Regions from separate parts of the Homo sapiens genome. Here region 2 is linked to region 1. Evidence: read pairs that join two places in POLR2A ChIA-PET (ENCODE). Cell type or tissue: GM12878. All regions are shown on one strand. Each heading gives the region's core, and the rest is flanking DNA. Links, peaks and the distances in the headings are about the cores only.

What was found. Peaks named below come from ENCODE experiments on the same cell type or tissue, not always from the same donor. Only the 100,000 strongest peaks of a DNase experiment are listed, where the experiment ranks them.
Region 2: POLR2A ChIA-PET joins it to region 1 with 6 read pairs; 4 of 35 experiments call an interaction of 5 or more read pairs at or near these places.

The regions. Positions count from the first base shown.
Region 1 is chr10:103,920,797-103,936,296 of GRCh38, reverse strand. No RefSeq gene overlaps it. Among named protein-coding and RNA genes, the nearest start is that of STN1, 10 kb to the right of the region's middle. RefSeq lists enhancers at 7,175-7,840, 8,507-9,172. In GM12878, for the core only: no CTCF peak of the experiment used is centred there; no DNase peak of the experiment used is centred there.
Region 2 is chr10:104,101,529-104,117,028 of GRCh38, reverse strand. No RefSeq gene overlaps it. Among named protein-coding and RNA genes, the nearest start is that of SFR1, 13 kb to the left of the region's middle. In GM12878, for the core only: no CTCF peak of the experiment used is centred there; a DNase peak (open chromatin) is centred at 6,898.

The DNA of each region.
Region 1 (15,500 bases), core at 5,220-13,219:
GGCGTGAGGGCTGGCAGCCTCGACAGTGGCCCCACTGCCCTTGTGGTGGTGAAGAGCCTGCTGTCAGCTTCAGCCCAGGCATCTGCAGGAGACACTGGGCACTTTTGGCCCAGACATTGGCAGCCTCGACAGCAGATAGATTCCCAGGGAGCTGAAGCAGAGCAGGAGGAGGACCAGGGCAATGCCACCTGGTATCTGGGGAAAAAGCCAAACAAACAGGATTGTATGTATGTAGGCATGTATGTATGTATGTCTGTCTGTATTTTAGAGCCAGGGTCTCGCTCTGTTGCCCAGGCTGGAGTGCAGTGATGTGATCATAGCTCCCTGTAACCTCAAACTCCTGGGCTCAAGTGATCCACTCACCCTGGCCTCCTGAAGCGCTGGGATTACAGGCGTGAGCCACTGCACCTGGCCTTGTTGCCTTTTATAACTCATTTTTCTCATTGTGGTTTTGACTTGTATTTCTCTAATGATCAGTAATGTTGAGCTTTTTTTCATATGCTTGTTGGCTGCATGCATATCTTCTTTTAAAAAGTGTCTGTTCATGTACCTGCCCACTCTTTAATAGGGTTCTTTGTTTTACTCTTATGAATTTGTTTAAGTTTATAGATGCTGGATATTGACTTTTGTCAGATGCGTAGTTTGCAAAAATTTTCGTCCATTCTGTAGGTTATCTGTTTACTCTGATGATTGTTTCTTTTGCTGTACAGAAGCTCTTTAGTTTAATTAGATCCCACTTGTCGATTTTTGCTTTTGTTGTCATTGCTTTTGGCACCTTCATCATGAAACCTTTGCCCATTCCTATGTCCAAAATGGTTTTGCCTAGGTTGTTTTCCAGGGCTTTTATAGCTTTGGGTTTCACAGTTAAGTCTTTAATCCATCTTGATTTACTTCACACCAGTCAGAATGGGTACTGTTAAAAAGTCAAAAAATAGCAGATGCTGGTGAGGTTGCGAAGAAAAAGAAACGCTTATACATTGTTGGTGGGAGTGTAAATTATTAGGCAAAAACCACAATTACTTTTTGCACCAACCTAATAGTTCAACATTGTGCAAAGCAGTGGGGCGATTTCTCAGAGACCTAAAAACAAAACTACTCTTCAATTCAGCAATCCCATTACTGGGTATATCCCCAAAAGAATATAAATCATTCTCTCATAAAGACACATGCACACATATGTTTGTTGCAGCACTATTCACAATAGCAAAGACATGGAATCAACCTAAATGCCTATTAATGATAGACTGGATAAAGAAAATGTGGTACCTATACACCATGGAATATTATGCAGCTATAAAAAAGAATGAGATCGTGTCCTTTGCGGGAACATGCATGGAGCTGGAGGCCATTATCCTTAGCAAAATAATGCAGGAACAGAAAACCAAATACCACATATGCTGATTTATAAGTTGGAGCTAGATGATGAGAACACATGGACACAAAGAGGGGAACAACACACACTGGGGTCTACCGAAGGGTGGAGGGTGGGAAGAGGGAGAGGATCAGGAAAAATAACTAATGGGTACTAAGCTTAATACCTGGGTAATGAAATTATCTGTACAACAAACCCCCATGACACAAGTTTACCTATATATCAAACCTGCACATGTACCCCTGAACTTAAAATCGAAGTCTAAAAAATAAATAAAATCACATTTTAAGTGATTCAAAAATTTGTGGGAAAAAAACTCATTTTTCTCATTTTTTAACAAATCCTCCCCACCTTCCTAATCTGTATGGTGATGACTTAGACGCGTAACCCAGTTATCAGCTGGGGCCTCCCTGCACATTCCATCCTTGCCTGAGTTTCTCTGGTTTTCTGAAAATTTCCAGAGGTACGTAAGTTCTCCATGGTCTTGGAGTTTACACGTCCATATTAGTCTCTGTTTTACAGCACATGAATCTGGATGTGAAACTCCACTGCCTCTCACACCCACCCGTGATGGGAGGTACCTCTTCACTAAAGATTTTGGGAGTGGGAGGCCAAGGCAGGAGGATCGCCTGAGGTCTGGAGTTCGAGACCAGCCTGAGTAGAGAAACCCTGTCTCTACTAAAAATACAAAATTAGCCAGGCGTGGTGGCGCATGCCTGTAATCCCAGTTACTTGAGAGGCTGAGGCAGGAGAATCGCTTGAACCTAGGAGGCAGAGGTTCCGGTGAGCCGAGATTGTGCCACTGCACCCTAGCCTGGGCAACAAGAGCAAAATTCCATCTCAAAACAACAAAAAAGATTTGGGGAGAGCGATGGAGGAGTTTACATGGCAATGCAAATGACTTCAAATGCATAGGCCTGCTGGCTACAAGGCCACAAGTGACAGGGCTGCTCTCACTACATCCTGGACCGGCTTCAAAGCCTGGATCAATGCTGGACGTCTTCCCAGTCACCAGCAAAAGGGCTGAAGCAGTGTTTCCGAGTGTGGAAGATGCTGCCTCCAGAGCCCTACCAGGCACTGTGCTTCCTTTTCAGTAGTGGAGGCATGAAATGCAGACATTTGTCCTTTACTTTGAAGGGGATATCCCAGGGTAACCCAGGCTCTGTACTTATGTGGCACTGTGTGGACTAAACATTTCACTGACATGGCAGAGCTCCAGCCTCTGAAGCACAAGTGTCTTATCAAGGCCTCCAATGTACTTGCACTTCTTGCTCACCCAGTATGATTAACATGGTATCATTGATATAGTAGATCAATTTGATGTGATGTTCTCTCTAACTTCCAAGAGGCATTCTAGCAGTGCAACAGCTAGTGTTTCCTGGGTCCTTGCCGAGGTGAACTCCTACATCATGGGAAAGTGCTCTCTTATCAATGAATTCTTCTTTATCCAACTGTATGCTCTACCTCCCTCGATTATGCATACTCAGGATTGTTAAAAGAAAAACTTTAGACAAATTAAATTTAACAGAGTTTAATTGAGCAAAGAATGATTTGCAAATCAGACAGCCACTTCTCCCCAACCCCGTCTCCCTCCCCTCCCAACCAGAGAGGATTTATGGACAGAAAAAGGAAAGTGATGTTCAGAAAATGGAAATGAGGTACAGAAACAGATGGATTGCTTACAGCTCAGTGTTCGCCTTATTTAAATACTGTTCGAACAGTTGGCTGCCTGTGAGTAGTGGAAGTGTGGTTTCTGTGATTGGCTGGGACTTGGCTACTTGTTACAAGAGTAGATTACAGTCTGTTTACACATCCAGTTAGGTTACAGTTAATTCACTATGTACAGAAAAACCTTTAGGCTGAACTTAAAATATGAGAAGAGGCAGCTTTAGGCTAAACTGAATTTAACAGGATCCCTATGTACTCTTCCAGCTTCTGACAACATATGTTGTCCAGGTCCTGCAGCTCCTTTGAGGAATGGTCTCTTTTCTCCCTGAGCAGGCTCTTCAATTATGTTGTAACCTCACCCTCATTACTGGTTTGGTGGCAGGATGAAGGGAGACGTTGAGATTCTGTGGGGAAAGAAGTTGTTTTCTTGCAAGGCAAAAATCTCTGTATTGACTTCAAAAGTAGGGAGTGTTAACCTTTAACCAACCAGGAGAATGGGCCCCTTCTGCAGGCCCAGAGAATTCAGAGGAAATCTGGGAAGTCAAAATTTACAAGGACACTTGCCTATATGTCCTCACCCCAAATCTCAGGATCCCACTCCCTCCCAACTAGGATTGTGACTTTGACATAGACAGCTCACTAGGATTGAGAATTCTGCCTTCACTGGAGCTCTGCGACTTCTGTTTGCTTGGTTGGTTGGTTTGTTTTGTTTTTGAGACAGGGTCTCACTCTGTCACCCAGGCTGGAGTGAAGTGGCACGATCACGGATCACTGCAGCCTCAACCTCCTGAGGCCCAAGCAATCCTCCCACCTCACCCTCCCAAGTAGCTGGGACTACAGTCACGCACAATCACGCCCAGCTAATTTTTGTGTTTTTTGTAGAGAGAGGGTTTCACCATGTTGCCAAGGCTGTTTTGGAACTCCTGAGCTCAAGCAATATTCCCTCCTCCGTCTCCCAAAGCGCTAGGATTACAGGTGTGAGCCCCAGCGCCCAGCTGTGGCTTTCTAATTTAAGTTCTGGGTCTCATCTTCAGGAGGTCCAAACTCTGACTGCAGGAGATGAGAGTCTCTTGTGCTGCCAAGAAGATCTTCTGGTTTTTACATTCAGCCTGAAATTGGTGGTTAATCACCCATAACCTTTCATCGTCTCTCTCCAATGCATTGAGAGTGGCCAGTAACAACCATGCCATTTTATTGTCCTTAAATTACTACTTTCCCCAAACCTCTGGATGGGCCTTCAGCCCATTCCAGTTTACCACTGGTGAAAGTCTTGCCCCACCAGGGACTCCATCTACCACTAGGGAAGGGTTCTCATCACCAGCCAGTCAGCAGCGACCCAGCTTCAAAATCCTACATTAGACGCTGCTTCCTAGGACCACTTTACCCCTGTGCCTGCTGTTGTAGGTCAGGTTCCTCTGGGCTGTCAGACTCTGAGATTTGCCTGATAGGGAATATTAGAAAATGCTTTCAGGAGCTGAGCCCTGAGGGCATGAGGGAAGCAGGATTGCACAGAAGGACAAGTTGAATTGAAGGGCAGTTACAATAGAGGCCTCAGCTGATCCCACAGAAAGTTCTAGAGCTGGGATAGTTAATCAGAAATGTCATGCACTAAGTTCTGGGGATGTGTCAACTGGTTACTGTCCCTGAGGGCAGGGCATAATTTTGGATGAGGTCACCCTACCTTGAAAGTGGCCAGTAAAACCCCATTTTCCCTCTACTCAATCCTGCTTCCCTCACCCACTCAGGGCTCAGCTCCTGAAAGTGTTTGCTAATATTCCCCTACAGGGGATCCTCAGAGTCTGAGAATGGGGAACCTGACCTACAGGTAGGATGACCAGGAGCAACCAGGACTGAGAAAAAGCCTAGGGCATGGGAACATCAGCGCTAAAACTGAACAGTCCCAAGCACGCAAGAATGTTTGGTCACTCTACAGCATCTGTCCATAAGCCCTGGCTTTAAAATACACTACAGGGAGCTGCGATTCTGTCAGTTATAATCTATCAATAACAATGAATATATCTGGCTGGGTGTGATGGCTCATGCCTGTAATCGTAACACTTTGGGAGCCAAGACGGGAGGATCACTTGAAGCCAGGACTTAAAGACAAGCCTGGGCAACGTAGTGAGGCTTCATCCCTACAAAAAATTGAAAAATTACCTGGGCCTAGTGGCACACACCTGTACTCCCATCTGCTGGGCAGACTGAGGTGGGAGGATCTCTTGAGCCTAGCCAGTCAAGGTTATAGTGAGCTATGATCGCACCACTGCACTCCAGCCTGGGTGATAGAGTAAGACCCTGTCTCTTAAAAAACAAAACAACAACAACAAAATGAATATATATGAATAGAATATACATCAGTAGTTAAGACGCTGGGCCACTGGATGCATTCTAAGGAGTAGGTCAACTAAAAAATGCTGCTAGAAGGTTTGTGACTATGTGACTATATTTGATTTGTAATATTTAGCGAGTCATTGAGTAGAAATATTAACATCTCTTAGGTCATGTCCCTGACATAAAAATGGAGTAGAAGTTGCTGAAACAAGGCCAAGGAAACAAGTTACAAGGAAATAAAAGATCACATCAGAAAAACTAGAAACATCAAAGGCAACAGGTTGGCTAGCAACAGCATCAGAACCACCTGGGGCTCTTACTGCAAATGCAGAGTCCCACCAGCAGAAATAACCCAATTTGGTGGCTCCAGGATTGGGACAGGAGGCCACTGGAGCCTTCCTTTTTAACAGGTTCCACAGAAGATACTAATGCAAGTGACACCAGATCTCACTCTAAGAGGCACTGCAGTGTTTCTACCATCTGCTTTCTTTTAGCCCATTGATTAATCACCAATTATGTTCTTAAGTTTTAGCAAGTTAGGTTGCCAGATAAAATACAGAACACCTAGTTAAATTCGCGTTTCAGATGAACAACAAATAGCTTTTTAGTACGTCTCATGGAACCATAAAATATTAATAATATAAAAACATAACATACTATAATAGAAATGTAATGTTAGAATATGAATGATACTGTTATAAATTAAATGATCACATCAAATAGACATAAATAAGTAATTATAATAAAATATAATAGAAGTGTTTAGTAAGAAGAAACTATTCATTGTTTACCTGAAATTCAAATGTGGCTGAACATCCTGCATTTTGATTGGCTAAATCTGCCAGCCCTGCTATCAAGGGAATTTTCAAACACACACAAAAGTAGAAAGAAAGTAGAATAGACCCACGTGTAACCATCCCTCTGCTTGAATAATTATCAAAATTTTGCTCCAGTTATTTTTTTATTGAACTTTTATGCTTATCCCCCATGCTGTGGAGAACATAGAAAAAAATGATGTTCTTAAGTAGCTTATGCTTAAGTTGGGGAACATGGTACACATTCCTGAAATAACTATTGAAGAAATAGGTGCTAAAGTATGTGATGCTGACTGTAAGTTGCACAGTTGTTTGGGGAAGGGAGCATCAGCCAATGTTGACTGGGGCGGTCTTGGCTGAGGGGAGGCGGGAGTGGAGATTGTGTTAGGCCTGATAAAGTCTGTGTAGATAAAGAGATGATTAAACAGGCTTTCTAGGTGGTAGGTGAGGTAACCAGCATAACCAGGCTGTATTCACTCTGGCTCTATAAAAAAACTCTCTTTCCATTTGAAAGCACTCACCACACCCCGACGACCCTCCACCCCACCCTCGTGCTTCACACTTTAATCATCTGGGCCCAGAGCAGCTGTCACCCATCAGGCTAATATACATCAAGCACTACTGCAAATTACATCATCAGAACCGATTAGCCCTTGAACATGTCAGCATAATAGCACTTCTATCTTCTCTGGGTGACTCGTTAATTAATCTCTGGAATATGCTGTCTTTGACATCATTGGGGAGTTAAATTTTTCCTAGATTGAAAGTAGCCCTGGGGAAAATTATAAGTTGATAAGAGAAACAAAATTCTATTCAGCCGCCCAGCTTTATGCTAATGCTCATGAAATGTCATGGCTACTTGAACCTATAGGCATGTGAAAGGAAAATAAATCTCAGTACCCCCAAATCACTAAACCAAAGGGAAAAGTCAAGCTGGGAACTGCATAGGGCAAACCTGCCTCCCATTCTACTCCTCAATAAGATAGCTACAAAGATAAAAAAGCTATATACCTCCCTTACAATCTGCCCACAAGAAAATTCCCTGCGGACAAAAGGACAGACAGAACTCAAAGCCATTCCTCTGTTCACGTAAGACAAATGCATATCTGATTGCTACCTTCGGCCTATTGTTTCACTAAGCCAGACAAAGGCCTAAGTGACTGTTCCTGTAAATTGCCGTATTCAGTGAAAGGCTCATCAGAAACTCAAAAGAATGCAACCGTTTGTCCTTTATCTACCTGTGACCTGGAAGCCCCCACCACACTTCAAGTTGTCTTGCCTTTCTGGACCAAACCAATGTACGTCTTATGTATATTGATTGATGTCCCGTGTCTTCCTAAAATGTAAAATACCAAGCTGTGCCCCAATCACCCTGGGCACATGTCTTCAGGACTCCTGGGGCCATGTCACGAGTGCATTCTTAACCTTGGCAGAATAAACTTCCTAAATTGAGTCTTGTCTCAGATATTCTTTGGTTTACAGGCACATGTTGAAAAATAAAGCAAAGTACAAAATAATGCTCTGTGTTTTCTCTGGAATCACATTAACATTTAAAATGATCAGTTTTTTTTTTTTTTTGAGACGGAGTCTCACTATGTTGCCATACTGGAGTGCAGTGGTGCGATCTCGGCTCACTGCAACCTCCGCCTCCTGGGTTCAAGGGATTCTCCCGCCTCAGTCTCCCGAGTAGCTGGGATTACAGGCACGCGCCTCCACTCCCAGCTAATTTTTGTACTTTTAGTAGAGACAGGGTTTCACCATGTTGGCCAGGATGGTCTCGATCTCCTGACCTCGTGAAAAATGATCAGTTTTTCCATACGAGTGACAAGAAGGCAAAATGTGGGGTCTTACACATTCACACACTCACTTTTTAATTCCTCTCAACTTTAAATGTAACTGTAAACACTAAGAAGAATGCAAACTTGAAAAAAATACTTTATTGAAATATAATATAGCTACAGATCAAGAAACACAAAATAACCAGTAGCCCCACAAGCCCTCTTCATGCTCCTTTGAAGTCAACACCCTTCATCAAAGGGTAATTGATTCTTTACCTCTAATAGCATAGAACAGCTTTGACTGGTTTTGTACTTTATATAAATAGAGTCATATGATATGTACTGTCTTCTGTGTTTGCCTTCTTTCATTCCACATCACATTTGAGAGATTCAAGAGAAATAGCTTTTGTAATTAATATATACTCAACATTTTAAAAATTGGAGCTGGGTGCGGTGTTTCAGGCCTATAATCCCAACATTTGGAGAGGCTGAGACGGGAGGATCACTTGCACCTAGGAGTTCAAGACCAGCCAGAGCAATATAGTGAGGCCCCCAACTCTACCAAAAAGAAAAAAAAATTGGAAAACATCCCTTTAGATTACTTTTAAAATCGTATGTATGGGCTGGGCACGGTGGCTTACATCTGTAATCCCAACACTTTGGGAGGCAGAAGTGGGCGGATCATGAGGTCAAGAGATCGAGACCATCCTGGCCAACATGGTGAAACCCCATCTCTACTAAAAATACAAAAATTAGCTGGGCATGGTGGTGGGCGCCTGTATTCCAGCTACTCAGGAGACTGAGGCAGGAGAATCGCTTGAACCCAGGAGGCAGAGGTTGCAGTGAGTCGAGATCGTGCCACTACACTCCAGCCTGGCGACAGAGCAAGACTCCATCTCAAAAAAAAAAAAAATTGTATGTATGTCTGTACACAATTTATTTGACCAAGACTATAAATTTTTATAAATGTCCTGCCTAAAAAGAAAAGTTATTTTTTCTTTTTGACATTTTCATTAATTCTTTTATCCTGGCCTATTATAATGAATATTAATCCAATTTCTCCAAAACTTAATCTTTACCCAGCTCCAAATGCCTTACAATCTTTGTAGCATTTTTATGAGAAGAGAAATATAAGAATAACACAAAGGTGTTTTCCAGCTGGTGGACCCACTAGCAGCTGGTGACCACTAGGGAGGTCGATGTGTTGCCAGCTCTGTCCCTGTAAGGACATCTGTCATCTGTCAGAGCAATACTCTGGGACTTTCTCAGAAGAGTGCATGTGCATCAAGACTTGGCTGATTGTTTCCACTCACTTAATTATAAGCCTGAGTCCAGTTAAAAAAAAAAAGGGAGTTCACCTATCACATAAACTACCAGTAATCATGGGAACTTCCAAAGTTGGCAAGACACTGTGGATTTATGACTTAAATGACCAGGAATAATGTAGAACGCCAGGCAACAGTCACATAGATTTTTATACCATAAACTCCACAAACCATGCACAGTGTTGCCCTGTGATACAGGCTTTCTAAAAAAATTCTTTGATTTTCTTAATTTTAAAAATTGTGTTAAAATACATGTAACATAAAATTTACCATCTTAACCATTTTAAGCGTACAGTTCAGTGGTATTAAGTATATCCATATTATTGTGCAATTATGACTGCCATCCATCTCCAGATCTCTTCATTTTGCAAAACTGAAACTCTGTACCCATTAATCAGTAACTCCTCATCCCCCCTACCGCAGCCCCTGACAACCATCATTCCACTTTCTTCAAGATGCAGATTTTTAAAGCACAAAACGCAAAGTTCTCTTGTGTACTCAATCCAGTCTCTTGGGACACAAATTTTCCTTAATTAAAGTCATTCTCTGCTCTCCAGAATGAACCCTAGCCCATTACCTCCTGCCCTCTTCATCTTTGCAAGGGTCATAATCCTTTGGTCAAGTTCCTGCCATTTGGACAGGAAGGATGAGCTATTTGACTCACATGAAAGGACCCAAGTAGCCCTCTTGATGCAGTGGGCAGCACTGTCAGTCTCATAAGTGTAAGGACCTAGAGGGTATCTCACCCTCAGCCATCTCTCCCTTTTATATCTGCTTCTGCTTATTCCAAGAATGAGAAGAAGCAGAAATGCGAATTGCACCCTGGTTCACCTGGGGCCTTCTGCTGACACAGGAATCTCCTTCAAAGTCCATGAGGCGGGATGGGCTGTAACTGTTATCTACAACTAGGCAATTTCTGACTTTGTTCTACAATTCAGTCCTTCACTCCTTAAATTCTTGAGCCACCTTATTCCCCCTGACCAAATGGACTTGCTGTTAACTAAAAGCTATATCACTAATAACTTCTAGTTATGGGTGACTGACAAGATCAGCAAATCATCTTGCCAAAATGCAAACATAAAACTGGACAAAACTGACCAAAACAACCATTTCAGCACTCTGAGATCAAAGACACACAACAGTCTGAAAGCAGTTATGCTTGAAAATGACTGAACTCCAGGTAAGAACAGTGAGCATCTGATGCATTTGGCCTGGGGCCTCTCTCATTCCCCTTGCTGACCCCAGCTTGGTTAATGTAGATGTTCTGTCTGGGAAGGGCAAGCTCTCAGCGCAAGCAGCACCTCTACCACAGTCAAAGGGGCTCATTCAATTTGGAGTACCCATTCCTAAAGGGAAAAATGAAGAGCACAAAAGTAATAGTTATACAGGTTATTACAAAATCATCTATGGTAATTTTTCTTCTCATTTCTTTTTTTTTTTTTTTTTTTTTGAGACGGAGTTTCACTCTTGTTGCCCAGGCTGGAGTGCAATGGCACGATCTCGGCTCACCACAACCTCTACCTCCCAGGTTCAAGCGATTCTTCTGCCTCAGGCTCCCTAGTAGCTGGGATTACAGGCATGTGCCACCATGCCCAGCTAATTTTGTATTTTTAGTAAAGGCGGGGTTTCTCCTTGTTGGTCAGGCTGGTCTTGAACTCCTGACCTCAGGTGATCCGCCCGCCTCAGCCTCCCAAAGTGCTGGGATTACAGGCATGAGCCACCACGCCCGGCCTCTCATTTCTTATCTAACTTTTTTCAAAGACATGAGATTGTATAAAGCAATAATTACAACATTGTATTGCTGTGTTTATAACATATAGATGTAATATATATGTAAATAATAGCACAAAGAAGGTGGGAGGGATAGAAGAATATTGAAGCAAAATTTTTATGTTTTTCAGGAATTTAGTATTAATCTGAAGTACATTATGATAAATAAAGACATATATTGTAATTCTTAGACTACAATCTCTGAGAAATAGCTAAAACTTTTTTCAAAATGTGGAGTAATTCAGACGTTACCCTAAAAATATTTAACACAAAAGAAAAGAAAAAAGGAAAGCAATCAAGGATTAACCGATTAATAAAAAAGAAAGTTGACATATAGAAAACAAATAGAAAAATAGCAAATATAAATCTAACCATATCAACAATTACATTAAATGTGAATGGTCTACATACCCCAATCAAAACCCAGAGATTATTAGACTGAATAAAAAGACAAGAGCCAACTATATGATATCTATAAGAGGCTTAGATTCAAAGACACAAATAGGCTGAAAGTAAGAAGATGGAAAAAGATACACCATTCAAAGAGTAACTATTAGAGGACTGAAATGGTTATATTAACAGACAAAACAGACTTTAAAACTAGAAATATTACTAGAGACAAAGAGGAACAATTTCATAACAATAAGAGTCAATACATCAGAAAGACATAACAATTAGAAATATATGTGCCTTTAACAACTAAGCTCAAAATACATAAAGTAAAACTGACACCTTTCTCAGAGATAACTCACATGAAGCAGGGGGAAAAGTTACTGTCCTCTGATTACTCCAACTCAGGGCCCCCACTTTATGCTGCTAAGTTATACAGCATTTATCATGACATATTGTAATTGTCTGTTTACTTGTTTGGCTCACCTGGAGCCTTTTTTCCTTTTGTATGCCCAGGATACAGCACTTTTTTCAGTCTGCTCAGCAGATACAGAACAGTTGACTTTTGTAATCAATTAATTAATAAGTGAATGGTATCCTAGGCAGAAGGGGAGAAGCAAAAGACAGAGTGGCATATTGTAGGAACTATAAGTTGTTCCAAATAGCTTGAGTTGTGTATTCCAATGTAAACTATTGATTGGATTTAAGTCCAGACTTATTTGGGCAAACTTTCTTCAATATTTTGAGGATGTATTCTTCAGAACAGCATTGGAGAGATGATGGTCTGAAGTGTAGGATGGCTATGAGGGACTGATGGGAGATGAGCCTGGAGAGGCCAGGCCAGGAGGAACTTGGTAGGAAATGCTAAGAGATTTGAACATTATTCTGCAGACCACATAGAGCCATTGAAATATTTCAGACAAGGGAGTAACATAGTTTAATTTGCATTTTATAAGGCTCACCTTGACAGTGGCACAGATGATGAATTGGAAGAAAGCCAGGCTAAAGGCAAAGAAACTAGTTGGAAGGTAGTGTCAGTAACCCAGGCAATAAATGACAAAAGCCTGGGCTCAGGTTATGGCAGTGGGAACAGGGAAGAGAGGCTGAGTTACGAAAACGCATTTAGAAAACAGAACTGACAGGTCTTCATGACTAATTACATTGTAGGGTGAAACAGAGGGAGGTGTCCTTGAAACATTCCAGGTTTCTGACTTCGACAAAAGGCAGGTGGTGGTGACATTCATCCTGACATTCATCCTGACTTAGAAAGGAGAAATGGGGAAGAGGTTTACTTTGAGGTATCCAGGAGAGTCTGGTTGGAAATTCACATGACAGACTCAGGAGAGTGTTCTGGGCTGGATGTGAAGAATTGAGAGTCACTAGAAGATTGTTTCCACTGAAGTCATAGGTTTGGATAAGGCCACTCAGAGAAAGTACATAGGGTAAGAAGGGAAATGAGCAGGAGATTGAACCTTGGGGAACATCAACATGTAAAAGAGATAACAGGAGAGGACACTGAGAAGGAAGAAACAGAGGCAGTAGGAGGAAAACCTAAAAGGTGAGAAAACCCATCAGGAAGCCAAGGTGGGACTGAGAGAAAATATGATCAAATCAACATCAAATACTAGTACATCAAGAAAAAAAAGATACAGAATGATAAGGAAAGAAAAGTATTCATTGAATTTGAATCTGCTAAGGTTATTGTGAGTCTTAGGAGAGCAATGTCAGTCGAGTGGTGGGCTGTGGTGGGGTGGGTTGAAGACCAAGATAAGCCAAATGATGGTGGGTTGAATTAGAGACCTACCACAGAGAAGTACAGATAGGAAGCATTTAGGACTCTTCCAAGGAGCTTTGCTTTGAAAGGAGATGAGAGTGAGCTGGAGGGCAGTAGTTAAAGGGGAGAAGGGGGTCTTCAGAGATGCTGCTTTTGGAAAGTTTGGATGATGTTAAAGAGAGCAGGAGAGCGTGCTTATGGGCCAAGGGGAAGCCAGAGAGAGAGGGAGGATGACATCATAAGGGATTGAGCCAGGTTGCTAAGGAGGCAGGAGGACAAGTGATACAGATGAGGCCCACTGCATTAGGCCCAGAAATGTTTTCTTATTCTAGTTTCTTCACCACCAATTGATGAATATCCGTAAGACACAATTTTTAGGATAGATTCAGTAAATTGGATTGAGAACACTTCTTATACATTTTTGTACCCCCCACCGTAGTATGTTAGATGTGGCAGGTATACCTACAATTCTTTTTTTTTTTTTTTGAGAGAGAGAGAGTCTTGCTCTGTTGTCCAGGCTAGGGTGCAGTGGCATGACTACAGCTCACTGCAAGTTCGGATTCCTGGGCTCAAGCGATCCTCCCACCTCAGCCTCCTGAGTAGCTGGGACTACAGGTGTACACCACCATGCCCTGCTGATATTTTTCTTTTTTGTGGAGATGGGGTTTCACTATGTTGCCCAGGCTGGTCTTGAACTCTTGGGCTCAAGCAATCCTCCCTCCTTGGCCTCTCAAAATATTGAGGTTATAGGGGTAAGCCACCACACCCAGCCTAACTACAATTTTTAAATTCATTAAATCGTTCCTCTGATGAATAATTAACAACTCCCGTTGTTTACAGGAATAAAGGTAGAAGCTAGCTCAAGACCTTCAGAATCTAACTAAAATCTTGGTCTCCAGGTGGCTTCCACTGCAGCCTCCCTCTCCAGCCAGGCTGCTGTGTTGGCTTACCCAGGAACATGACTCGCCCATCCTGCTGCCTATGCCGTGCTCCCACTCCATCACAGCATCACAGTACCCTTTTCACATAGAGTGAGACTAAGACTAAAATCCACACCAACCATGGCCTACAAGGTCCCTCGGATCTGCCTCCTGCCTATCTCTCCATTGCATATGCAACCGCTCTCCCCACACTCTCTTCTGTTCCTTGAACAGGGAAGTATTTTGCTGCCTCCACACGGTGGCCCTTGCTTTGACTGCTGCCTGAAATGCTCTTTGCTTAGCTCTGTGTGGCTGGCTTTTTAACCCTTCCGGTTTCAACCTGACGTCACTTCATCTAAGCACTGAGAACAATTTGTTTATTGTCCCTCCACTTTCCCCCTACAGAATGGAAGCTCCATAAGGGCTGGAACCCCACTGTCTTGTCTCTTTCTTACCCTCAATGTCTATTACAGTGCTTGACAAATGCCTTTAAAATATGCTTCATGAATGAAGCATGAATGAATGAACAGCTCCTCCATAATCTCAACACCCAGCTTAAATCCCACCTCCATAGTAAATATGAATAATAGCTGACATTTATTTAGTGCTTACCTTGTTCCAGTGGTTACATATATTATCTCACTTAATGAGGTCCCTCAATTTACCTCCTGTAACTCATACAGTAATTATCCATGCTACTCCTTTCATATTGAATCACAATTTAGCCTCTTACTTTGTTATTTAATATATTACAGGCATCACCCTTTTTGCTCCAGTGGCATAATTACTGCTCCTCCACAGCCCAGTGCCAAAGCACACAGAGAAAGCTCAAGATATGCTGAATGACTGAAGATGTCCCCGCCCCCCACCTGCCATCCCTGGGGTTATAATAGTAGCCTAAGAAAAATGTTGAGAGGTTGTCTTTATTATGGCAAAGATAAGCACAGTCAGACTTTAGTTAAAACAGTGAAAACACTTTACTGAATAACTATTGACAGTAGGGGAAAGAGCTGAGTTCCCTTCAGATTTATAGAGAGGTCACCGGGCTTTTTAAAGAGAAAATGAATTGGGGGACAGTGGGGCAGGGAAGAATTGCAGGTGCCTAAGAAGAGTCTGCGAAGTGAAAAAATTACAAAAAATGAGAAGAGAGGGGACCAGTCCCTGTGAGACCCATCTAGGCTTGCTAACTGGTGCTTATTGGAGTTAGGCTCCTACCCTCCAACAAAGGCTAGGAGACAAGGCCTTGCCTTCAGGTATTGGCTGGAACAAACAGTAAATTATTCTTCTTCTTTTTTTTTTTAATTATACTTTAAGTTCTAGGGTACATGTGCACAACGTGCAGGTTTGTTACTTTTGG
Region 2 (15,500 bases), core at 2,342-10,341, 180 kb before region 1:
AGCTCTCCACCTCCATGACACATCTGTGGCTACCCACATATAATGTATAAAGTTTGATGATGATGCTGGTGATCCTCAACTGGCAAGTGATATTATTACTTTTTGATACTAAAAATATGTCTTTCTTACAGATACTAAAAATATGTCTTTCTTACAGAAATAGGATCTTGGAAAAGAAGTATAGAATAAAAAATCATTCACTCTGACATAGTCCTCTAAGATTTCACCCAGCTATTTAGACTTTATTAGCACAAGATTAAGACAGATAATACTTTTCCTTCAACAATGTAAACCTTTAATTCAAACCTTTCCAAACTGTCCCACCCCACAAAGTTTCCCCTTATGTTCCACTCTGGTTGTTATATCATCTATCAAGCACATTATCTAAGCTATTTTTCACTTGATTTAAGTACCTACCTCTGAGTCAACTTGTCCTCTTCTTACAGCCACTTTGAAACCTTTCTTTTATTATTATTATTTTAATCAAGAGAAGGGTGATTTAAACAATTGTTTTCTAACACTCCCTACTACATGGGAATGATGGCTTAATATATCTCCATTTTACTGTTTACTCCCTTTCTTCTGCTCTGGTATGACATGAATCTACACCCTTTTATGAATGCTGGATATTGAAAACACACCTCTGTTGCTGAAGGTCTGGTGTGAAGGGAATTCATACTAAGCACAGGAATAACACCCACCAGCAAAGATGGTCTTTAGGATGGTCAGGCTTTTGGAGGCCTGTCATTTGGCAAACAGCATCCCATGATACCAAAGAATACAGGTTTGGGTTTTGGAGGCCAGGCAACTAATTACGTCCAGATTTGTTAAGCAAATTCCTATGAAACTATGAGGTACCGATAGGTTAAAAAAAAAAAAAAAAAAAGCAAGCATTACTACAGGTTGGCATTGTCTGAAATGCTTTCCTAGTCTAACTCTGGAGAATTAAAATAGAGATTTTAAACCTGCATGTACAAGTTTAGGATTTTTGTAAAGCTGCCAAATCTTTAATGTAACAATAATTAGCATAAAGCTTGTGTAATTAAGTTGCCCTGAAAAGAATGAGTTTGAATCTTTTGCAAGATGTCTCTCTTATTTAAAAAAGCAGTTTTACCAGTATATATTATTTTCACTCAGAGCTGTTTCCCACAGGTTTTGAAGAGATGTAAAGCTGACTGTGTTTTATTTCAGTAATTGTCTGCAAGGATAGCAGTTTATTTTCAGTCACTAGTTTTTGGAATGAATCAATCAACCACATTTGCCCACCAATATGTCTATGAATACTTTTCATTTTTATAGTTGAGAAGAATCAGTTTTATTGCTCCCCTCAATCTAGATAAAATTCCTTCGTGCTCAGAATGGGATTAAGTCCCCAAATCAAATGTGAGAAAGAGAAATTCAGACATATCAAGCACTAGATGCAGTAAGCCAGTACCTATAGTGACTTGATTTTGATGGGTAAAAAATAGCATGTAATCACAGGTTTGAACCACTACAGGTAAGAATTACATGGACTAATGAGAATACTTATGAAGCTGAAATTAAACATTTGCATACTAACTAACAGTTCTCAAGGCAAGTCTTAGAAACCCCTCAACTTCCAATCAATAACTGCTCAAACTGAGATTACAGGAAGCTTTCTTGGACTACTGTGTTCATAACTGAAGTCAGTTGTCTTGAGTGTTCAAATATTTTCTGCCAAGAATTGTGCAGGAGGAGAGGGAAGAATTGAGGAGGTAGGGGCAGTAGGGAAGGAAGGGAGGGAAGGGGGCTATATTTACTACATGTTTCTTGCCCTTAAGCAGAACAAAAACTAGTGTTCCAAAATGATGTTTTTCATAACAAATTACTGATTACTAGGCTTGTTTACTCCATACTAAAGTTATTCTGCAGATTTGACCTGGGTTTTAAGGCCTCAGCATCAGCTCAAACACCAAGAATCCTGGGCACGCTTAATTTGGGCTAAATTCTGACAAAGTCATGATTTCTTTCTTAATGAGAAATGTATTCGTCATGTTCTTAAGGCCTTTTGATACATTTGAGTTAAAAGGATTATGGAAGTTCAAGATTTTGTGTTTAATACAGGTATAAGCATGCATTACAGATACATGTGTACTTTCTTAGCACTGGTGGAATATTATAATGATCAGGTTAAACTTGATTATACCTTGTAACTTAGATAAGCCATTTCACAGTAGGTGAAATTTTGAATGAGTAAAGCCATAAAGCCACAGACCTTACTTATTTGTTTTTTTTTTTTTTTTTTCATTCCAAATCTTGTCTTTGTTGAGTTTTTTTGCTGTATGGAGTCAATTGGGGATGAAATGGGCTGTGGTCACAAACTGTGAAGGTGAGGTTGCTTAAATCTGTACTAAACATGAGATAATCATGGGTTGTCAGTTTAAATTGAGGAAAATTGGGAAGTCTTTGGAATTTTTGTTTGAATACAAGTTTTGGTGAATAAAAATGACACTCATTGATGTTTACAACATTTTTCTCCAAGTCATTCATTCTCTTGGAAATATGGCTGCAGCAAGGGATAGGCCTGAGTCAGAGCATCTGAGTTATTTACTGACCCTATCACTAAAAACTAACGAGCTGTATTGACTTTGGGGGGTTCAATTCAGTTTTCTCATCTATAAATTGTGAAGAGAAAAGTGATCTTTCCCTGGCTCTGAGTTAGTTCCTACAATTCCAGGTGGGGTCATTTTGGTACACCTGAAATTACCACTTCCCACCAGAGTGTTAAATGAAGTTACGGGTAAAATTCTCTATAGAAATAACCATTATGATAATATGATGGAAGATGTATTAGGTGCTGTAGACGGAAAAATAAATATATTCTTTAGGAGTTTACAAATGGACACCAGTATTTATCACATTGATTAAACCAGAGCCAGCTCTGGGAAAAACTAGCACACAGAAGTTTTTGTTTTTTTTTTTCCAGTGACCTTTCTTTCCTCTTCGCAGGCCTCCCACATTATCCTAATCGAACCCTTTCAAGCCCAGGGTTTTAGGCTACTCTCATCAACCACCTCTTGCCATTGCAGGGCATACTCCAAGTTATTTTGCTTACTTGTACTGTCATCTTCTGGAACTCATGTCCCTGTCTTTATTAACACTGGATGCATAGAGTTGGTGCTCAATAAATGTTTTGAATGGGTGAATTTCAGAATGAATTGATTAATTATTTAATCAGTAATTCAGAAAGTGAGCATCCCAAAATAAGAAGAGGAAGTGATGCTGTAGCAGTCTCCAGGGAAGAATATTTTTGATGCAACTGATACCTTGTGTAACAGCTTCTCTAAGGGGAAAACTGTTCCTCAAATCTAATATAAACCGTTCAGCTGTATGTTTTCTAATTATTTCTTATCATTGCTTTGTATTGTTCTGTCATTGGACCAAGGAAGATTACTTTTACCAGACTAGAAACATACAGGAAACATGTGGTTCCTTTCCAGATGATGATATTGGCCATCTTTGAAAGTGGTGCCTTTGTTCACAATGGGATGGGTTTTAACAGCTTTGTCTTTTCTCCCCCTTACCCAAATCTTCTGTGAGAGGTAGTATAATTTTTAGTCTGTGTAGCCAGGAAATAGAGTGAAAGTAAATTAAGTTTGTGGAAACCAACCATAACTTCAGCCTAAGGAAAACAAGTCAGATATTACAGCAGGAAATAGATATATGTTGGGTGGTATACAAAGAATACTAATTTTTATTCCACAATGCATACATGTATCAAAACATCACATTGTACCCCGTAAATATATACAATTATTATTTGTCAATTAAAGTAAAATAAAAGTTTAAAAATGAATCCTGATTTTATTAATTCTGCAAACTGTGCTGTATACCTGTAGTACAACTTCTGAAAAAGGTGGAGAAATGTGCATCCTTTCAGGGATAACATAACAAGGTAAATAAGTTTAATTTTTTTATCTGAAAAATTGAGGTTACTATTTGATTTTCTTCATTTCTCCACTTTATTTGCCTGCATATGTCCTGTCTCTCACTCCTCTTCAACATCACTGCTGCTGTTCGAGCTCAGGTCCAGCCTGCCTGCCTGCAATAGCCTCCTGACTGGTTTCCTGACTTCTGGGTTTTTCTTCCACTTTTCCTATACCATCCCATTTCTCATGCCCATCAATTCTCTACACTGCTGCTAGAAAGATCTTTTTAAAGATATTAAAATCTTCCAATAACTCTCAATTCTCTTTAGGATAAATCCAAATTCCTTACCAAATCACTCATGCATATCTTTCCAACTTCATCTTGTGCCACTCCCTGCCACCCACCCTGCACACCAGCTTTACCGAATTATGTGCTTAAAATTCCCAGAATGGACCAAGCTCCTCTCCTTATCATCTTGCTACTTCCTTCTGCCTGGAAGACACAGGCATGTGTATGTGTGTGCGCACACACACAAATGTACACACACATATGCTTTCATCACCTGGCTAATGTCTACTCCAATCTCAAGATTAGGACCTTGTGTCAAAATCCCCACTCCCTCTCACTTGCTTCCCAATGGCCCACATTCTCCTTTTATTCTTTTCCTCCTCAGAATCTTCTGGCTAGAGTTAGATGCCTTTCCTTTTCCATGGTACCCTGTAGGTGTCATAATACATATTTACCATGAGCTATTTGAGAACAGGAACTGTGTCTTTGATCTCTATATCTGCAACCCCCACAACAAAAAGCTTAGCAGATTTTTTTTGGGTTCAAGCAGAAGATGAAGTGCTAAGAATACACAGGGAAAGTCCTAAGGGAGTTCAGAGAAGATTGAGTCAAGGAAGACTTCGTGGAAAAAATGGTATTTGAGTTGTATTTTATTGTCGCCACAATAATCTCGATAGACTCTTTTCGCTTTTCAATCAACATTTTTAAAAAATTGTTAAAACTAACTCTGTAAAATATATTCTATAAGTATACAAACCTGGTAACAGAACACAGATCTCCCTTGGGTGATATAATAATAGATTTATGATTGAGAGGTTTTTAAACACTTTCCTAAGGGCTGATTGACAGGTATATATAACATCATAGGTTGGTATTTTCCACTCTTATTGGGTCATAGAGAAGAAAGCACAAGGTAGCAGTTAAGGGAATGTACACTAGAGTTAGACATACCTGGATTTAAATCTCAACTCTGCCCTTATAAAGTCTATTGATGATAATCTCCCTAAATGTTTCCTCATATACTAAACGGGGTAATAATATCTACTCCATTAAATGTGATGCTGCAAATAAAGCGATTAACACAGAACTTGGCATATAGTGACACTCAACATAATGGTGGTGAAGGTCGTTGTGGTAGAAGTGGTGGTTACCTTGAAGCCAGGGATGGAGATAGGTGGATGGGGCAGTACAAGAGAGAGATGCTTGATGACAGTTTTCTTATCTCTTTCATTTAGGCACAATGTCTCAAATTGTGCTCCAAGGGCACAATGGTTCTATGAACTGGTCTAAGGTGTTTCACAGGTAAAATAAAATTAAGGTGATATTTTCCAGGCTTGTAGAAAAAATTAAAAAGAAGTAGAATGTTTTCTATTTTAATTTTTTTCGATGTCCTTTCCTTAAAACTTTAGTGTCTGCAAGTGGATGACAGCAGATAACAGAATGGATAGTTTACAAATAAATATTAAGAAGAAAGATCAGTAAACTGATTTATTTAGTTTTAGTTTTTGTTTTTTTGAGACAGGGTCTCACTCTTTCACCCAGGCAAGGCTGCAGTGACACGATCATGGCTCACTGTAGCCTCAACCTCCCAGGCTCAAGGAATCCTCCCACCTCAGCTCTCCAAGTAGCTGGGACTATAGGTGCATGCCACCATGTCAGCTAATTTTTTTTTTTTTTGAGACAGAGTCTCGCTCTGTAGCCCAGGCTGGAGTGCAGTGGTGCGATCTCAGCTCACTGCAACCTCTGCCTCCCAGGTCCTGCCTCAGGCAATTCTCCTGCCTCAGCCTCCTGAATAGCTGGGATTATAGGCACGCACCACCATGCCCAGCTAATTTTTGTATTTTTAGTAGAGATGGAGTTTCACCATGTTGGCCAGGCTGGTCTTGAACTCCTGACCTCGTGATCTGCCTGCCTCAGCCTCCCAAAGTGCTGAGATTACAGGCATAAGCCACTGTGCCTGGCCCATGCCAGCTAATTTTTTTAATTTTTGTAAAGATGAGGTCTCACTATGTTGTCCAGGCTGGTCTCGAACTCCTGGTCTCAAGTGATATTCCCTCCTTAGCTTCTCAAAGTGCTGGGATTACAAGTGTGAACCACCATGTTCAGCCTGATTTATTTTAAATGTTTGTTCAACATTCAACAAATATTTATTTTTTAAAAGGTTGTGTGTGTATCTGTTTTGTAAAGATTCATACACATGTAATTTAGTCATTTTTCTTGCTAGTATTATTGCTCCTAGTTCATTCAACAAAACCAAATATGGCTGCATTTCATGCTGTTCTGCAAAGAGCACCATGACGTCCCCATGCTTGACCAGGAGTATGTGATCTGCTAGCCATCATCCCACTGTCTGAAGCTTTGGAGCCCTGGTTTTTAAGACATACTTTAGATTTTATTGCAATTTCTATGGAAAGCCCAATCATTCCTTTCCTCATTCCTCTTACATTAGAGGAGCACTTCTTTACAGATACAGATTTTAAAAACAAAGAAAATCTTTGTTGCTGCATGTATTATTTGTGCCATATACCATGAATAAAAGAGTACGTCTATACCTCCTGGAGTCACTGTCCATTGGGATATTCCAAAGAGTTGGAATAAGAACACATGGGAAATAGAAAACATACCCTGCTCCAGCCATACTCTGTACAAGTCATCCCCAAGAAGAGAAAACCAAGCTGTTCACAGTTAATGATTGAACAAGGTTTGGAAACCACAGATGATTAATTCTTGACTCATCTTCCTCTCAGAAATCCTCTGAGACTCAGAGTAACTTGTCTATTGCTTGTTCTTGATAAGGAATGAATCTAGAACATTTCTATGTGTTGACAAGCCTGACAGATTTCTGAGGACTGTAGGGAGTCAATCTGTCAAATAACCCTGGGCAGCTCTCATATCATGGTATGGCTCAGTGTTACTTCTTCCGTGTTTATCCTAGTAAGTCTTCTATGTTTATTCAGAGGTATGGAAGATAAGAGATTGGGAAGGCTCATTATCCAGACACAAATGGAAAGGCTTAAAGGACATGGCATACGTTTTTGGACCCAAGTCCAGTTTTTCCAGGTGGTCTCACCCTGCTGAGGGTCTGGATGAACCTTACTTCAGTTTAAATGAAGTTTCATTCTAGCAAGTGGTTATTTACATTCAGGAAGCTATCATAGTCATAAATTTAATTGGTATTTTTATTAATTGTTTGTCTCAATTGCTGGCTTTACTGCATTAAAGTGAATCTAATATGTGAACAAAAGCTAGGAATAGCAACCCATCTTCCTAATGCTTCTGTACCTAGACCACAGTTGTATTCATTTTAAAAAATCTAGATGGTAAGCTCTGGTTTGAAACAAGAATAATTCAAAACGCTTTTGGAAAAGTTTCCTGGAAGACTCATCTTCTTTATTGTAGCTATGTGAACCCTGATATTGTTAAATATACCACAAAGAAATCCTTAAGTCCACAAAATCTTTTTCTACACTTTATCAGCTTTGCACTTAAGGAATTAGAATCTTAACATTTTTTATTCCTAAACAAAAAAACTAGTCAAATCTCTAATGTATACAAAGAATGACCAAACTGGGTTTATTACAGGAGTGCAAGGCTGGTTTAATATTTGATTATCAACATATTAACAGAATAAAAAAATTGAAAGTTATATGACTATCCAAATAGATGATTAATAAAAAGCATTAATAAAGCTCAACATTCATTCATGTTTTTTAAAAAAGCAAACTAGTGATTAAAAGGAACTTCTTTATATGATAGATTTAATCAAAAGATCTACGATAAATGTAGTAATGAAATGTTGAAAGTTTTTCCCCTAAACTTGAGAATAATAAGGATGCTTGTTATTATCATTTCTATTCATCATTGTACTGAAGCTCCTACAAAGTATAATAATAAGAAAAAGATACAAAATGAATAAGAATTGGAAAGGAAAAAATAAAACTCATTATTTGCAGGAGATATGATTGAGTATATACAAAATCTGAAAGAATATACAAATAAATTGTTCAAAGTAATATGTGAGTATAGCAAGTTTACTACATACAAGGTGAATATAGTAAAAAAATCTATTAGACTTCTAAAAGAAAATAAAATTTCAAAAGACATTGTTTCCAGTAGCATCAAAAACATGAAATACCTAGGAAAGACATAAAACCTCTACACAGAAAACTATGAATGATGAACTATAAAACATAAAAATGATGTATTTATAAAACATGTAAGTATATAAATGATAAACATTAAAACATAAAATATATGTTCATAACGCATATAAACTATAAAATACATAAAACACTAAAACATTATTACAAAAAATTATAGACCCCAATAAATGGAGGCATAGACAGGGTTCATGAACTGGAAGACTCTATGTTTTACAGATGTTGATTCCAGCTTGAGCACAGTGGCTCATGCCTGTAATCCCAGCACTTTGGGAGGCCAAGGCAGGCAGATCACTTGAGGTCAGGAGTTCAAGACCAGCCTGGCCAACATGGTGAAACCCCATCTCTAGTAAAAATACAAAAATTAGTCAGGCATGGTGGCACACACCTGTAACCCAGCTACTTAGGAAGCTGAGGCAGGAGAATTGTTTGAACCCAGGAGGCGAAAGTTGCAGTGAGTGGAGATCACGCCCAGCACTCCAGCCTGGGCAACAGAGCGAGACTCTGTCTTAAAAAAAAAAAAAAGATGTTGATTCCCCTCAAAATGATACATGGATTTTGTGCCATTTCAATTTTTAAAAATTCTTGACAGGTGTGTGTGTGTGTGTGTGTGTGTGTGTGTGTGTGTGTGTATACGTATGCAATTGACAAGCTGATTCTGAAGTTTAAAATGCAAAGACCCAAGAACAGCCAACATGTCTTGAAAAAGAACAAAGGGGGAATCACTTGCTTTACTAGATATCTTAATAGCTAGGCAGTGTGGAATTAGAGCAAAGATAGATGAATAGCAGTGAAACAAATAGAATCCAGTAACATACCCTTGCATGTGTAGGGACTTCATTTGTGATAATGGTGGCACTGCAGAGAAATGAGGGAAAGAATTATCTTTTTATAATGGTTGTAGGTCAATTGAATAGTCATATGGAAAAAAACAAAACTTGACCTATACCTTACATCATACACAAAAATCAGTTCCAAGAAGTTCTAGACCCAAATGTGAAAAAAAAATTTAAGTGACAACTTAGGAGATTTATACAAAAGAATATCTTCATGACTTTGGGAAATAGAAGGATTTCTAAAGTAGAACACAAAACACACTGATCATTAAGGAATTAATTAAGTGGACTGTATTAAAATAAAGAATTCTGGGCCAGGCACAGTGGCTCACACCTGTAATTCCAGTGTTTTGCAAGGCTGAGGCAGGAGGATTGCTTGAGCCCAGAAGTTTAAGAACTGCCCGAGCGACATAGCAAGACCTCATCTTAAAAAAATTTTTTTTTAATTAAGAATTCTGTTTATTGAAGACATTTTTAAAAGTTGAAATGGGAGCCACAGACTGGGAGAAGGTATTTACCACATATATAGCTGATAAAGCAAACGAATAAGAAAAAGACAAACAATCCCAACTTTAAAATGGCCAAGAGAATTGAATAGGCACTTCACAAAAGAGAATATCCAAATGATAGCCAATCAATGTATGAAAATATAGGAAACCTCATTAATAATCAGGGAAATTCAAGTTAAAACCACAAACAAATACCACTACACACCCACCAAAATGGCAAAAATGAAAAAGATTAACCATAACAAGTGTTAATGTGGAAATAGAGCAACTGGAACTATTGCGGAAAATCTGGCATTATTTACTAAAGTTAATATATGTACCCTAATATTCAGTAAGTATACCCCTAGGTATAAATCCAGTGAGAATTTTGTACATATACTCAACAAAAGACATGTCCAACAATGTTTGTAGCATCATTTGTCATAATAGTCAAAGTCTGGAACTAACTCAAATGCCATCGACATTGTGAAAGCAAAATAAATCTCAAGACCCCAAAATCACTAAGCCAAAGGGAAAAGTCATGCTGGGAACTGCATCAGGCAAACCTGCCTCCCATTTTATTTCTAAAAAGAGAGCTATAAAGATTAAAAAAAAAAAAAAAAAGCTACGTACCTTCCCCACATTTTGCCCACTAGGAAATTCCTTGTGGGCCCTAAGGTCTTTACCCTAAAATGGTTCTGTTGAATTTTACCCTGACAATGTATATTGATTGCTTATCTTCACAGGTGCGGGGCAGAACTGGGAAGTCATCCCTCTGCTCACCTGACACAAATGCATTATCTGACTGCTTCCTCTAATGTAAAATGCAGATTCACTGAACTAGGTGAATGTATAAGTGACTATTTCTCTACCCACCTCTCACATGTAAATTGTTATTTGGTCAAAGGCTGATCAAAGACTCAAAAGAATGCAACCATTTATCTCTCTTATCTACCCACATCTTTTACAAATGTCTTCCTCTTTCCCCAGTATCCACCCTTTCCCCTTTAAATATTGATGCCCTCAAAATCATGTTTGGAGAAAGGTACAGGCCTACTTCCCTGGCACGCATCCTGAACCTTGGCAAAATAAACTTTCTAAATTGATTGTGACCTGTCTCAGATACTTTTGGTTTACAACATAGAATATATAATAAATTTAATGTAATACATTCATACAGCAGAAAACTTCACAGCAACAAAAATAAATTACACACAACATGGATGAATCTCATAAATATAATGTGAAGCAAAGGAAGCCAGATACAAAAGATTACACACTATGTGATTCCGTTTTACTATTTCAAAAGCAGACAAAATTAATTTATTGTGTTAAATGCTTCTAAAAAGTGGGCTTCTGAGGTGCTAATAACATTTTATTTCTCGCCCTAAGTGGTGGTACGTGGGTGTGTTCACTTTGTGATTATTCATAAAACTCTATACTTATAACTAAAATATCTCCCTGTATGTGTATTATTCTTCCATATTTTAAAAAAGTATTTTTAAAATGTCTCAAGATTTATTCCTTTTTTGAACTTAGACTTTTTGAGGCAGCAACAATAATATATGTTAGATACATATTTTACATATAAAGTGTTTTTCTCTTTGTTTTGTTAATACACTTTATTTTTTACAGCAGTTTAAGGTTTACAGAAAAATGGAGCAGAAAGTGTGAAGAGTTCCCATATAACCCTTTACCTCTACCCCCAAACACAGTTTTCCCTACTAATAGCAACTAGCATCATTACTGTGGTACAATTGGTGAGACAATATTGATACATTATTATTAACTAAGGTCCATAATTTACACTAGAGTTCACTCTGTATTGTACATTCTATGGATTTTGACAAATGCCTAGTGATACATATCTACCATCACAATTTGTTAGTGTTTGGTTTCTAAATTCATACCATTTCCATAATAATTATTCCTTCACATTACTGATTGATTTTATCTTCTTTATAATTAGTGCTATTTCTGAAAGAGGATGCACATTTCTTTTTATGCCATTAGCCAATGGCTTAAGTCAAGTAACATCAAGCTAAGGATTTAAGGCCAAGTTCTTGGGCAAAAGATTTACCCAGGCCTAAAATTTCTAGAATAGCCGACTTTCCACTTACCTTTGGTAGTTAGAAGATGTGTCAACATTATAGTGAAAGATTCTATTACAATGCTTCAGGGAAGACCTGCCATGGGCCATTCTACCCTTGGCCTCCACATTAGGGATCACTGAGTCATGCTCTGAATCAACATAAGACTCAAGAGAGGATGTACAAGCCCTGCTCCAGCACAGTTGTCTCAAAAGGTCTAGTACACTTTAATAAGCAAAGATCAACCACATCCAACCTGGAGTGGGTCTCACAGCAAATTTCTTCCCCTGCTCCTCCCTCTGTATTCGAAGCATCTCAGAAATGACTAACACCAAGTAAGGAAAGGAAGACAACTGTTCTCACCTGTCTTAGTTCACAAAGAAGAAGCAGGTAGCAGTGGCTTCTAATAAATACTCAAGACTAAAGGAAAAACTCTAATGACTGCATTTTAGTCTTAGAGTGAACTCCGTTGGACCTGTAACTATGAGCACTGGATAAGAGACAAACCCACTTATTAGTCCTTAAATATAACAACATACAGTGAGTCTTGATTATATGTTGGAAGAAGAGAAAGCAGATGTACTCAAAGATGTTTTAAAACAACCAAAACTGAACTCCAGCCTAGGCAACAGTGAGACCCTATCACAAAAACAAAAACAAAAACAAAATGAAACCACAACCAAAACACTTGTCACACAAACAAAATCCACAAATAGAACTGATGAATTGTAAAGTCAAGAAAAACATCAAAGGCAGCTCAAAGTTGTCATGAGTTGGGCTTGCCAACATTTTAAACCAGATGATATAAAAATGACCACTAGCACAGTCTCTTCATAATGCTAACTTTACTAAATCAAAGCACCTTACTAAATCAAAGGGAAGGATTAGATTGATGTTTACTCTAGGCTTAATGAGCTTTTCTTCATGGAAATATTAAAACAATAAGATTATGGAGAATTATATAGAGCTCTAAGAAAATGAAATTATCATTAAACACTTTAATATCTATTCATACACTTACAATCATGATGATAATTACCTACTCAGTAAAACAATGCCTCCAAGAACTACAACAAAGCAACGTGGGTGGTACCTGAGTTTCAGTTACTACAAAACAGAAAGTCAGAAAGTAAACTCTGGACCTTGGTTAATTCAGAATTTCTCCTATATCATACTTCTCTGCATGAAGCTCACAGGAGCTCTCAGAGTAGCCTCCTCTATCAGTCATCTTTGCTGTTATGTAGAGATTTCCATTCACCATATCACAAGTCTTGTTTTAAAATGGTAAATATATAAAATTATCCTTCTTTTCTGAACACACTCTTACCTGATGGTAAATCATGACCTGTGCATTCAGGTGTAGCTGAAAGGGTCTTTGAGATACCAACATGCTTCCCTTTATGAGGCCAAGTTGAGTCTGCTCTCTGATAAATGCCATTAGCTGCTTTCTACAGGGTAGAGTTCTCAGAAATGTTTAGGTAAATAGAGCTGCACAAATATCAACACTGACAATGGAATACAAGGTTTATCCATGGGGTTAGCATGATTTGTGTACTATCAGGACCCATGTAAAAGTGGGCTCTGTGCTCATTCTATTTGCTGTGTGGTGTCATTTGCTTTATTAAGAAAGGATGTGTTGTTTTTATATGAAAATAATTCTTGCTTTTGAACTCCAATGTTTTAGGACAATCCTTTGAGTTGTATGGAGTTGTTGTGTCCTAAACTACACTGTTGCCATATTTCCTGTGAGCACCATGCCTGAAGCTGTGTTGTACTTTTAATATTCATTTAGACTAGAAACCTAAATAAAACTCTTGATAGAGTTTGAACAGTGTAAATAATTTATTTCTAGGAGTACTTGTACCATTTGCTTAAAAGATTGCAAAAAAAGAATATGCCTCAAGTCTCTGGGCCATCTGAGGGTTCAGCAAGAAGAGACCTCCTGTTGCTGACTGAGGGAGTTAGTTCACAAACTCTTGCCATTTACATTTTAGTAAAACTCTTCATACCAATAGGAAAGGCTCTCCCAAGGATACCAGAAGCTGTGGTGTATAGATTGATAGCACGTGAGGACAGCTACCTTAAGAACAGCAGGTGCTTTCACTGGGTTAAAAAAAAGACTCACAGGAGTCTTCTAAGCTTCTTTTCAGAACAAGCGTTGAAATAAATAATTTCTCTGGAAAATGCTTCTTCCATAGATCTAAGCACCCTTTAAAACTACCAGATGTCAGCATGCCAAGCTCCTTACAATGACGGAATATTTCTTATAGTTTTCCCTGTGGGCTAGAAAGTTCCTCCCACAAATAAAATCAAGGAGTGCATGCATCTTGCCTTTACCTGAAAATGTCTTGAGGTTACAGTTATGACATGTCATCACTCAAGGAGACTAGAGCATCAAACTTAAAATAAGCTGGCAACAGAACCCCAAAAAGAAAACATAGAGTAACTTAACACTATTGTAAAAAGTCCGACCAGAAGAGCAAGGCAGGGCTTGCCCCTTTACCTACCTAAAGCAAAATGGGGATTGTTCCCCATGGGAAGGACAAATGAACCCCAGCCCCAGGCTCATTTCAGAGCCTCATCTCAGGAACTGTGAGGTTAGGAATGAGGCATCTGATCACACTTTTTACTTTGTCCACTGTTATAAGGAGTCATAGTTCATAGTGAAAAAGAACTCAGCTGCTATTATCTGCAGGAGTGGCTGAAAAGGGTGGAAGTGTGCCCATAAGTCCTTTCTCTCATCACACCCACAAAACATTCAGAGTCTAACCCAAACTGCATGCAGTTAAGAAAACACTGGAAAGGAAGCGGAATGAGATGAAAAATTGTTCTTTTCTATCAAGCTCCTGTTTGGAGGGCTCTAGATTCTTTCTACCCCTCCTGGTTTGGGGAAAACCAACCTAAAATAGTCTTCTTACTCTTAGCCACCTTCCTCTTCTCCTTTTCCCTTGTTCTGGCCTTCATGACTTCTTTATTTTACTGTTTTTTTCTCATTTTTTTCCTGTCCTTCCTTTCCTCATGTCTCTACTCATTCCACTTTCAATGAATACTTATAGTGAGCCCAATACAGAGAGGCCCTTCAGACACAAAGATGGCTACAACATCAGAGTCATGGCCAAGTGGAGGAGAGGGAGGAGGAGAAAGAAGCAACAGGTCTGGTTTTTAACATGTTGAGTTTGAAGTACTTGTTGGACATCTATGGAGGTAGACAGTAGTGGTTGGGAATGCTAAGCAGGAGTTCAAGAAAGAGGAAGTTTTATTGAATACTACATATATTGTGTTTGGAGTTGAGAATACAGTGAAAAGATAAAACCTGTCCGTTTTTCCAAGGGCTTTAAGAAAACAAGCAAGAGCATTAAAGTGTTTGAGGTGCCCAGATAAAAGCATGGGCAGATGCTGAGGAGATACAAAGCAAAGCAGTCAGATCAAACTGAAGTGGGGGAATGGGAAAAGCCAGCCAGTTCCTTGGCTTCATAGAGCCAATCAGCCAGGAGGGTCTCTGTAGGCATTATGTGTGGGGTTGGCACTTGACGCTCTGTTGATGCTAAATTGTTCCAGCCAGGCTTACCCATGGAGTGTTAGCTTTTCAGATTTGTGTTCTCTCTTCTCTAACTGGATATTGATCTTCCCTTAGCAGAACAGTCTCCATCTCTAGATGGGGAAGGGAAACCCATGGCCTCCTTCCCATGAGTCTTAACACTATGCTGATTTGGCAAAATAGCCCATGGTCTCTTACATTTCTTCCTA